Regions from separate parts of the Mus musculus genome. Here region 1 is linked to region 2. A link is a loop called in an ENCODE intact Hi-C map of the cell type or tissue named here. Cell type or tissue: left cerebral cortex. All regions are shown on one strand. Each heading gives the region's core, and the rest is flanking DNA. Links, peaks and the distances in the headings are about the cores only. Region 1 holds the start of Mon2 (MON2 homolog, regulator of endosome to Golgi trafficking). Region 2 holds the start of Xpot (exportin, tRNA (nuclear export receptor for tRNAs)).

Region 1 (2,500 bases), core at 1-2,500, 1.4 Mb before region 2:
CAGGGGGGTGGGGATCAAGGAGGCAGAAGTGACGGACAAGACAAATTCATTTTTTAAAAAAAGCAAATATTTATAGCAGAAGAGAATGGATCACAAACAGACGTAGGGAGACACCTCCGATCATCCCCAGGTTACCAGCCAGCCAAAAAAAACAGGACGCGCCTGCGCAGCTGTGCCGGCCACCTGCGTCGACGGCGGGGGCGGGGTCCGCACTGCCCAGCTGGAGCTCGTTCTGGGCTTCTCGCTCGGCCCCGCCCCTCCAGAGACTCGCCTCCGGATTGGCCCGGGCGGGGGCGGGGCCCGGAGTCCGGAAGTGCGGCTGACGTGTCCGGGCCGCGCTCGGAATTGTGGGCGACTGGGCTAATGGCGTCGGCGGGTCTGGGCACCCGGGGCGGGCATCGCTGAAGCTTGTGGCCAGCTCGGCCGGTGACGCCCGCCGTGGCCAGGCCCCGCGGCAGCGGGAGGGACCTGCCCGTCTGGTGGGCTCCTGAGCCGGCGCCGGTGGAGCCTGGTGGGGCTGCACCGCTGCGGGCAGGTTTCGGCGAGCGGCCGGCGGCGGTGCGGGGCGGCCCGGGGGGAACTCGGGCACGCCTCGGGAGACGCAGCCCGGCTCCGGCCGTGCGCCCGCCCGCCCGCCCGCCCGCCGAGCCCTGGGCCCCGGCTAAGGAAGACTGAGGAGCCGCCGGCTGGCTGCGGGCCGCGCAAGCTGCTGACAGTGCCTGCTTGGTAGTGCTGGTCCCAGATCGGCGGTGACCTGGAGGGACCATGTCCTGCACCAACAGCCCCGAGGCTGTGAAGAAGCTGCTGGAGAATATGCAGAGCGACCTGCGGGCCTTGTCACTAGAATGCAAGAAGAAGTTCCCACCTGTCAAGGAGGTAGGTCCCAGGCGACGTCAGGGGCGGGGGGGGGGAACGTCACGAGCGCTCCCTGGTCCTCGTAGACCGCTTTCCTCGATTCCCCAACACCTATACTAATTTTCATTCCGCCAGTTAAGTTTGGTGATTGCCCAGCAAAGGCTGTTCGTAGAATTCTTTTGAGAGTTCCAAGGAGATTTGATTTCTTCCATTCTCTTGTTATGTTTATTTCGGAGCGAAGTTCCATGAGTGAGCCGGTTTGGTGACACTCGAGTCAGGTATATTGCTCCTAAGAATGAGTATCCACCGCTGTAGCGGAATCCGTTCTCCATACTTAGGTGGGCATAGTGTGTGGGAACATTTCCTTCTTGTCTGTGTTATTCAGCCCACCTAAAAATCTAATCGTCGTGATAAACTAGAGCCCCAAATTACAGCAAATGGTCAAGGCCTACGATAACCATGTTAAGCCCTGCACAAGCAGTATTCTAGTAGGATGCTTTGCAAAACAAATATATCTGAGTATATATAGCCTCTTGGGTGCATAATTTGTTGTTGTTGTTGTTGTTGTTGTTGTTGTTTTTCAGCTGTAGAATAGCTGAAAATTGTGGTACCAGTATAGGAGACCGGGTGTGGTAGCCAAACTTTTAGCTCCAATACTCAGATGCGAGTGGATCTCTGTGAGTTAGAGAGTGGACACCAGGACAACCAGGGTACATAAAGAGACCTTGTTTCCAAAACCGATGGTGGTGATGGTGATGATGACTGGGGCTCACAGGACGAGTATCAGGGAGCTCAATGTATGCTAATAAAATTTTCCAGATATTGAATTGAAAAATTGAGTTTAGTCACTAATGCCTGACTTTTTTCTTTTAAGATTCCATTTTTGTTGAAATATTTTAAAAACTGCCCTTTCACATTTTTAAACTATTGTAGTTCAGGGGTCAGGCTCGGCAGTTAAGAGCACTTGCTGCTCTTCCAGAAGTCCCTTGTTCAATTCCCAGCACCTACATGGTGGCTCACAATCTTGTGTAATTCCAGTTTCAAGGGATCTGACCTCTTTCTTCTGGTCTCCAAAGACACCAGGCACACATGTGGTGTGCAGGCATACCTACAAGCAAAACACCCATACAAATATAACAAAAATGAATACATCTAAAAAAAAACTTTAAAAATAGTGTAGTTCAAAGATATGTAAAAATAGTTAATTTTATTTCCTAGTTAATATAGCTTACTTAGTATACCTGAAATTTTATCATACTACTTGCTATTAAATGTTACAGAGTGAGTTCATATTTTTCTACTTACAACTATCTTTATGAATACTGTAAGAAGTTTTATAATTAGAACTTGACTAGTAAAGTTTAGAATGCAGACTTGTCAGGAATCTTGAAATTTTCCATGAGTGCCTTGCTTTTACCTGTTTGTTCCAGTTACCTTTAGTCCCAGCACTTGGGAGGCAGAGGCAGGTGGATTTCTGAGTTCAACGCCAGTCTGGTCTACAAAGTGAGTTCCAGGACAGCCAGGGCTACACAGAGAAACCCTGTCTCGAAAAACAAACAAAAAAAAAAAAAAAAAGAAAAAAAAAAAAAAGAAAAAAAAAAAGGAAAAAAAAAAAGAAAAAAGAAAACATCAAATCCTACTGTCA
Region 2 (9,695 bases), core at 7,196-9,695:
GAGACCTTGTCTTGAGACAATAACTATGATGGAGAATGAGGGAGGTGACACCTGACACCCCCTCACCCCCACATTTGGGCACACAGAGGTGTGCACCCCACGTCCTCACACATGAGCCGCATACACATAAAACACACCCAGATTTCTTTTCACGGAGTAATCCGTATATCCTTTATTATTCCCTTCCCAGACTTCCAAGATAAATTAGAATATGTAATAAAAAGGGAGGAGCTGAAAAGAGGCTCAGCAGTTTAGAGCACTTATTCTTGCAGAGGACTTGGGTTCAACTTGCAGCATCCACATGGTAACTGTTTTAGTTAGGGTTTTCTATTGCTGTGAAGAGATACCATGGCCAAGGCAACTCTTATGAAGGACAATATTTAATTGGGGCTGGCTTACAGGTTGAGAGGTTTAGTCTATTATCATCAAGAAGGGAGCATGGCAGCTTCCAGGCAGGCATGGCCCAGGAGGAGCTGAGAGTTCTGCATCCTGATCTGACTACAGCCAAGAGAAAACTGACTCTTCCCCACTGGGTGGAACTTCAAAGCCCAGGCCCACAGAGACACACTTCCTCCAACAAGGCCACACCCACTCCAACAAGGCCGTACCCCCTAACAGTAGAACTCCCTATGGGCCAAGAATTTTCAAACTACTATAGTAACTCACCAACATTCTAAGTCCAGTTCCATTTTTGACATCCATGAGCACCAGGGGCTTACATGATATACCTATTCTTGCACATAAAATTAAATAAATGTTTAAAACTTAAAAAAAAAAAGTGTAATGAAAAGTGTAAGACTGCATGCCTGCTCTAATTTCCAACCCTTTCTTTCCCAAGGGTCTGGAACTCCTAATCTTTTTAAACACCCACTCCCACAGTGCTGGGGCTGCAGGAAACACGGCACAGGGCTGGAGAGATGGCTCAGCAGTTAAAATCACTGACTGCTCTTCCTAAGGTCTTGAGTTCAAATCCCAGCAACCACATGGTGGCTCACAACCATTTGTAATGAGATCTGACACCCTCTTCTGGTGTGTCTGAAGACAGCCACAGTGTACTTAAATATAATAATAAATAATTCTTTAAAAAAAAAGAAACATGGCACAATGCATACCTTAGTTATTAGTTATAGCTTTATATCATAGTTTAGTTACAGCTTTATGTCATGGTGGGATCAAACCTAACTAAGGTTTGGTGCATGCTAGACAAAAATTCTAAAGTCGGGCATGGTGGCGCAAGCCTTTAATCCCAGCACTCGGGAGGCAGAGGCAGGCGGATTTCTGAGTTCGAGGCCAGCCTGGTCTACAAAGTGAGTTCCAGGACAGCCAGGGCTACACAGAGAAATCCTGTCTCAGAAAACCAAAAGAAAAAAAAAAAAATAGAATTCTACCCACTCACCACATCCTCCCAACTTCTTTTCTTTTTAAAGATTTATTTATTTATTTTATGTATATGAGTACACTGTAGCTTATACAGATGGTTGTGAGCCATCATGTGGTTGCTGGGAATTGAACTCAAGACCTGTGGTCGCTAACTTCAGACACACCAGAAGAGGGGATCAGATCTCATTATGGATGGTTGTGAGCCACCATGTGGCTGCTGGGGTTTGAACTCAGGACTTTCGGAAGAGCAGTCAGTCCTCGTAGCAGCTGAGCCATCTCTCCAGCCCTTCTCTCAGCTTCTTTTCCAGCCAAGGAGCCTACAGTGAATGATCTTCTCACCACAGCATTAAAGCTTAACGAGTGTTGCTAGGAAGCACACTGGCGGAGAATGTCACACAGAATTCAGTGGATAGAAGCATCAGACTATGTTATTTTTAGTTCAGTTCGATATATTTTTGCAAATGTTTATTGAAAAGGTATTATACAAAAACAGAATCTGAATACTACTTTCAGTCCTTAAGAACTAGCTACTGGGCTGGAGAGATGGCTCAGCAGTTAAGAGCACCCACTGCTCTTCCAAAGGTCCTGAGTTCAAATCCCAGCAACCACATGGTGGCTCACAACCATCTGTAATGGGATCTGACGCCCTCTTCTTTTTTTTTTCTTTTTTAATATTTTTCATTAGGTATTTTCCTCATTTACATTTCCAATGCTATCCCAAAAGTCCTCCATACCCTCCCCCCACACTCCCCTACCCCCCCACTCCCACTTTTTGGCCCTGGCGTTCCCCTGTACTGGGGCATATAAAGTTTGCAAGTCCAATGGGCCTCTCTTTCCAGTGATGGCTGACTAGGCCATCTTTTGATACATATGCAGCTAGAGAAAAGAGCTCCAGGGTACTGGTTAGTTCATATTGTTATTCCACCTATAGGGTTGCAATTCCCTTTAGCTCCTTGGGTACTTTCTCTAGCTCCTCCATTGGGGGCCCTGTGATCCATCCAATAGCTGACTGTGAGCATCCACTTCTGTATTTGCTAGCAGCCTTATTTATAATAGCCAGAAGCTGGAAAGAACCCAGATGCCCCTCAACAGAGGAATGGATACAAAAAATGTGGTACATTTACACAATGAAGTACTACTCAGCTATTAAAAAGAATGAATTTATGAAATTCCTAGGCAAATGGTTGGGCCTGGAGGGCATCATCCTGAGGGAGGTAACCCAATCACAAAAGAACTCAAATGATATGTTCTCACTGATAAGTGGATATTAGCCCAGAAACTTAGAATACCCAAGATATAAGATACAATTTGCAAAACACATGAAACTCAAGAAGAATGAAGACCAAAGTGTGGACACTTTGCCCCTTCTTAGAATTGGGAACAAAATACCCATGGAAGGAGTTACAGAGACAAAGTTTGGAGCTGAGACAAAAGGATGGACCATCTAGAGACTGCCATATCCAGGGATCCATCCCATAATCAGCCTCCAAATACTGACACCTTTGCATACACTAGCAAGATTTTGCTGAAAGGACCCTGATATAGCTGTCTCTTGTGAGACTATGCCGGGGCCTGATGCCCTCTTCTAGTGTGTCTGAAGACAGCTGCAGTGTACTCGTCATATATGCATATATACATATACATATACATATACATATACATATACATATACATATACATATATATATATATATATATATATGAAGCATGCACCTGCTACTTGACATCTATGAACTCCAGACTCTTCAGCTATAAAACGGTATAGGGCTAGAGAGATACCCTTGTGTATCTACTGCTCTTCCGGAGGAATCTTGTCAGGTGGCTCCCAATTGCCCGAGACTCCAGCGCCAAGAGATCCCACACTTTCTTTTGGCCTCCTTGAGCACCTGCGTATACATGGCATACAATACAGACATACAAATAAAAACAAAATAAATTAAAAAAATAAAACTGAGGTTAATAACAGTATCTATTTCCACACAGTGGATATGAGGACTAATGTATAAATGCTTAGAACTATGTCTACTGTGTAACACACACTCAAACCTGTTGACAAGATGTGACCTCACCACTATATGCCTTCTGCTAAAAGGACAAGTGTTGATTGCCATTTTGTAATCTTACCTTACCATCTGAGATGAGAAAGTGTGTATCCCTTCATGTGCAGGGCAGCCAGTATATAAGATGTTAATATCCCTCTCGGGTCTTCTCTAGTTCGAGACCAAACAACACGTCTGTAGTGGCTATTCCTGGTTGTCAACTTGACTATATCTGGAATGAACTACAATCCAGAATTGGAAGGCTCACCAGTGACCCTAATCTGGAGACTGGGAGATACAAGTTTCTGACCTGGGTCTTGGCATGGAGATCTTGAAGCATAGTGGCTATGAATTCCAAAAGATTAAGACAGGGAGATCTCTGAGTTCAAGGTCATCTGGGACAAAGTAAGTCCCAGATCGAGGCATGGTGGCACACACCTTTATTCTGGGCCACACCTTCTGCTGGAGACCTACATGAGGACATTGGAAGAAGGAAGGTTCACTCTCTCTTCTTTACTTGCTTGCCTTGTGGGACTGAGCAACTGCTAGATCATTGGACTTCCATTCACAGCTGCTGCTGACCATTGTTGGGAGTTGGACTACAGACTGTAAGGCATCAACAAATCCCCTTACTATATAGAGACCACCCATAAGTTCTGTGACTCTAGAGAACCCTGACTAATACAACTTCCTTATTTGCTCTGAAAGAATGAGTTTACAAAACTGGAAGAGAATTTTTGTTTGTTTGTTTGTTTTAAGACAGGGTTTCTCTGTATAGCCCTGACTGTTCTGGAACTCACTCTGTAGACCAGGCTGGCCTTGAACTCAGAAATCCACCTGCCTCTGCTTCCCAAGTGATGGGATTAAAGGCATGTACCACCCCTGCCAGCTCCTGGAAGAGAATTCTTAAATCCCATTTGAACTGTAGAAAAGGGCCAATGTTATTAAATAAATGAACTGTAGACAAGCTGTGGGTGCGAGCTGTAGAACACCTAATGAAATCCTCACAAATGAAAAAGACACATAAATGTTGCCGTAATAAATCTTAAGGAAGAGGAAGTGAAATATGCTGAACATATACATTGCAGAGCCTCTTAAACCAGTCTCACAGCTGAAATGAAAATTCATGCAAAAACTCATTCGAACTGGAGAAAGGGGCCAGCCTGTGTTAGACTCATGTGTGTGCGTGCCTCTGTGTGTGTGTGTAAGCAGGAAAGTACAAGTGTGTGTCATGTGTGTGGATGCATTCAGAGGTTAGAGGTTTTCATCCTTTGGAGCTGAAGTCACAAGTGGTTGCAAGCCACCTAATATGGATGCTGGGAATTGGTGAGGTCTGGAAGTCACCACACAAACCACTGAGACACCCATCTCAGTCAAACTGAGCTGGTTTATTGAATACACACCCCAAAACTGATCAATCGGGGGTGCAATCTAGATCCAGAAGCTAAACTGTGACCTACAGAGCTTTGAAGCCTGAAATTCACAAATGTCTGTGCCCAGTTACTCCACCAATCAGGATTTAGGGACAGGAGATTTCCTTGAGAACACGTCTTTGTTGTACACTTATCCTGTCCTCATTGGTTGGGTCATTCGACAGTGGTGGGGTGCGACTTGACTTGCCTAGCATCATGTGCCAACTTGCCAATCAGGATTTCATGTTTCTTTCTGCCAAGTAGGATGTCAATTCCCAGGGAGGTGTTGGGTCCAGGCCTATTGTGGCTATCTATACAACGCCGTTCTAACTGTCCTCTATTGTGATTGCTTTCCAAGAATGCCAACGCATAGAACATAAGAGAATTTGGGTTAACAGCTAACTCAGGCACAAAGAAGTAACGGAGTAACAGCACATGAGAAAGTTTCCTTGTAACATTAGTAACAGCTTAAAATGATTGGCTATACAAGGCAACAGTTACCCAGGCCTTAACAGGAATCAGACTCAGGTCCTTTGGAAGAGTAACTCTCCAGTCTTGCAGCCTGACATTTCTAACAACTAAATGTGTTACACAAGGTTAAAGGCTATGCAGGAAATGCTTCATCTTTAACATGGTCAGATGTTGTACAGGACTGTCCTCTTGGGCAAATAACGGCCATCTTGGGGAGTTCAACTGTGCCCACTTGGCTTGCTAAGGATCACACAGGGTAAAGCCAGGAGATTCTCCTTGGAGTTTGCAGCCAACCCTTGCCACCTATTATACATACCTTGTCCAAGCTGGCCTAGGGGAGGGGCTAATGTATGTAGGTGGGGCAAGGCTGAGGAGCAAGGGGTGTTTCATCTATGTGGCTGAGAGAAGCCAGTTACAGGATATTTAATGACATTGTGAACCCCAAGATTGTGTTATTTACTGGAAACACATGTTTTAGTTGTGGTGTGGCCAGGCCTTAGCCCACACCTTTAACCCAGGAGCTTTCTTCTTGAATATCGTAAACAGGATTAAATAAAGTCAATCGTTGGTCAAGAAGCAGAGCAAGCAGCCAGTCAACAGGAAGTGAACATAGGATTATTCAGAAAAAAACCATAGAGAGTAAGAGGGAGTCAGGAGGATGGGTAGAGAGACACACAGGAAGTAGAAGGGAGGGGCATTCAGTTTGAAGGAGGTTTTTTTTTTTTTTTTTTTTTTTTGAGACAGCATGAGGGAGGGGATTCCTGGTGGGATATCAGCTGAGGAGGAGGGTTAGCTGGGTGCTTTCTCTGCCTCTCTGAGCTAGCAGGCTCCCGAGTCTTTGTTGGTAAAATCGATTTTGTTATAAAACAGCCATCATCCCTGATGAGTAAGGACTTTGCAGAGCAGCCTTTTTAAGGGAGAGGAGCGCCCACACTCAGTAAGTAACCCCTTACGCATGCTCAAGTAAGTCCAATAAACTCCTGGGGTCCCCACACTGAACTTTGAAGGAGTCTAGGTGAGCTTGTTCTTAGGACCTTGGGAAGAGGGGTAGACTTGAAGATTGCCCTGGGAAGGAGTTTTAGTAACATAAGTGAGTAAGGGTAGCTGCTAAGAGGTAACATCAGTTTTTATTCTACTTCCATTCCCTCCTCACTCTGTCCGATCTGCTGGCAAGTTTTGTTAGCTCTTTGTGGTCTGGGCATTGAAGCTAGGGTGGTGGGTGCGAGGTAAGCACACTATCACTGAGCTATATCCCTAGACCTCGTCATTCACTTTTAAAGAGAGGATATAGCTATTGTGCCCTGGCTGGCCTTGAAGTTGAGATCCTCCTGCCTCAGCTTCTGAAGCAGCTTGGATCACAGGCTTGTAGAACAGGTCTGGCTTATTCTTAGTGGGAGCTAGAGGCAAGGCTTTGACTACATTGAACATGTACACTGAGCATGTACTGAATAAGATATTAGGTGTATTGGCACACACCATTAGTCTCAGTACTTGTGAGGGAGACAGAGGTAGGGGGATCTTGGTAAGTTCAAGGCTAGCCTGGTCTATATAGTGAGTTCTGGAACAGCCAGAGTTTACTGTAGAATACTGTTTCTAAGAAACGAAAGGAAATCTACACGTTGGGTGCACTGCATTGTTTTCATGATAAACTCTTTAAACTCGGGAAGTAAACAATTCAAAGATCCCCCCCAAACTAACCAGATTAACAATACCATCCCCTCCCTCATGCTATACACTCTTGGACAAGCTGAATTGCTGGAACCTGTCCTACCTGCTGTCTTCGGGGAGGCTGCTGTCTTTATATCATTTCTGCTCCTGTAAGAAAGTCACCCCAGTAAAAGCCATTGGTTCACCAAGCTTGACTTTCGTGGTATCCTCACTTTAGTCTGTCATCAGTACCGAATCTGGGTATCTATCTGCAGTGAACAGATGTTTGTCCATGTATCCCCAGAGATAGTGTCACTTATGATAAGTCTAACACGTGTATCAAACTTAATTCATGAAATAGTCAGACCTGGTGACAACCTGGAACTCCAGCACTCTGGAATCTGAAGCAAGAGAACAGTGAAGGCCAGCAAGTTTCAGGCTAACCAGAGCTACATAGTGAGCCTCTCTCTGCCTCTAAATAAAATTAACCAAACCTTACCCTCTGAGGCTGGTACTGTCCCACTCTACATAAAATGAGTAAACTGAGATGGACTTTAACACTCATGATGCCAACAATAATGGAGGTGCAGCCTTAGGATTTAGGTAAGGTTGCTGGAGCTTATACTGCGCCCACACAGTAATAATAGCACGGGATCAAAGAAACAAAGCGAACGGAAGCACGGGACTTGTACGTATGTTTTCCCTCTCTCTTTTCTTTTTTTCTTTTTTTGAGACTGTGTTTCTCTCTGTAGTCCTGGCACTCGCTCTGTAGATGTGGCTACCTCTGCCTCCTCAGTGTTGGGATGAATGGTAATCGCCACCATCACCGGGGACTGCTTTCGGTTTTCTTTTTTTCTTTCTATCTTTTTTTGTAGGCAAATTTAGTAATATTTAAACTGGGCGTGGTGGTTCATGCCAGTAATTCCAGAATTTGTAAAGTTTAGGCCAGCTTGGGAAAAATGAGTGAAAACCAGCCTGGGTTATGGAGTGTGATCTTGCCTCAAAAGCAAAACAAGTAAATAAAAATACAGCGGATTTTTTTTTTTTTTAAAGAGTCCTTAAGCGTCTGGACTCTTGACACGTGGAACCGCTGGAAAGGAATTCAGCAACTGACTCAACACGTGGTTTCAACCACGTCCACTTTTCCGATCTCAGGATCTCCGCACTGCCACCTGACCAGACCCTTCTGGAGGGAGTGGAGAGTTACTAATTCACGCCGACGCTCAAAGCAGAGCGCAACGTGGCCGGTCTTCTAAAAGCTTAGAGGACCTCAGTAACCTGTAGCTAGGAGGGCGGTGTGCACTCTCCCAGCATGCACCACAGGCCCGCCGGCCACGCCCCCTGCGAGCTCCAGGGAGCACGTGCGCGGTCCTCCTCTCGGAAGCGTCCCATGCGCTTTGCACGCTGGGAGTTGTAGTCCCCCGGGCCCAGCCTGCTGGCGGCCGTCTGCACTCTACTTCCATGAGGCTGCTGCTAGCGCGGGTCCGCGCGGTACGACGCGGGGGGCGTGCCTCGCGCTGACTCAGCGGCGGCGTTAGCGGGACCCTGCGCAGTTTTCCTTCCAGGGCCGCCGACTCCGCCCGCCGGCTTGCCAACCTGCCCTCCCCGCTCCGCGCCACGCAAGAGAAGGCGCCCGGGGAACGCCGAGCGCCGAGAGGAGCGCGGCCCGGGCCGGCTCCGGCGCTAGCGCTGCGGCTGTATTGGAGGACTACAGCGACAAGGACGTGGGCCGCTCTCCGTGCTCCCTGCGTACGGCCCGCTCCTTGCGGCTGGCCGACCCTCGGGAGTGCAGGCGAGGAAGAGATATTGGAGTGATGGTGACTGGAGGCGTAGGGCGGCGGGCCGGGGACCCTACGTGGCCGGGCGAGCCGGACTTGGGGTTGGGGACGATCGGTGGCGGCCGCGTCCCTAGTGCGTGGCTGCCGGTTGCCGGGTGTTTCATCACCCGAGTGGCCACGAGGCTTCGCTCTGGGAGGGATCCGGGCGAAGGATAGGGGGCGAGGCCGGCCTAGGAGGCTGCCCCCCAACCCCATTTGTGATAGTTTTAGAGTGCGTCCCACCAGTTTGAGCTGTAGGGACCTCAAAGTTGATCCGCTTCCCACCCCGGGACAAATAGGAGAGAAAGTGTTATTTCTGCGTAGTAATTTGCCAGCAGGGACAGCCTTTTCCCCTTTTTGCTTCTTTACAGTCTTGCAGCCACGGAAAAGCTTGATGTTCCCTGTAACCTGAAAAACGAGTACTTTTTGGAAGCCTTAATTAGTTGTTACTGGGGGAAGTTACGTTGTATTAAAGCGACTTGTCAACTTGATGTTAAAAGGCTGGAAAGATTCAGTCGGTCTCAAACAGGCTTAAGTAGGTGTGGAGGAATTTTCCACATTGTTTGATTATTCTTGACTTAATGGCTGAGGGAAAAATTAAGGCTTCCAATTTTACATGTTTTTTTTTCGCTCCCCCCACCCCCACATCCACCTTTGCAGGTAGTATAAGATGTTTACCATATTGTAACAATGTTTAAGCCTGCAAGGCTCTGCATCGGTAGGTCAGAAAGCTAAGCTTCCTTTGCCGGTCTTTATTAGGCAATCGTTACCTTTTAACCCTGTGTTTTATTCACAGATAGGTGGTTTACCATCTCATTTTATTTTGGTTTGATGTTTTTTTCCGATTGTGTAGAGGGCGAAGGTTTGTGAGGGATTCCTCACTATGGAACAAGTTTGCTGAGGATTTTTTTTGTTGGTGTTGAGCATGT

Evidence for each region. Peaks named below come from ENCODE experiments on the same cell type or tissue, not always from the same donor. Only the 100,000 strongest peaks of a DNase experiment are listed, where the experiment ranks them.
Region 1: a loop joins it to region 2, with 4 times the contacts of the local background. A loop is called at or near these places in 1 of 42 quality-filtered maps.

The regions. Positions count from the first base shown.
Region 1 is chr10:123,074,228-123,076,727 of GRCm38, reverse strand. Mon2 (MON2 homolog, regulator of endosome to Golgi trafficking) reads left to right here and starts at 223. Exons shown (of 36, transcript NM_001163024.1): 1 at 223-876. The coding sequence starts at 766. In left cerebral cortex, for the core only: no CTCF peak of the experiment used is centred there; DNase peaks (open chromatin) are centred at 247, 891 and 1,091; H3K4me3 peaks cover 1,777 bases; H3K27ac peaks cover 1,259 bases.
Region 2 is chr10:121,625,176-121,634,870 of GRCm38, reverse strand. It overlaps Xpot (exportin, tRNA (nuclear export receptor for tRNAs)), which reads left to right and starts at 8,539. Exons shown (of 25, transcript NM_001081056.2): 1 at 8,539-8,766. In left cerebral cortex, for the core only: a CTCF peak has its summit at 8,663; a DNase peak (open chromatin) is centred at 8,406; H3K4me3 peaks cover 1,857 bases; H3K27ac peaks cover 955 bases.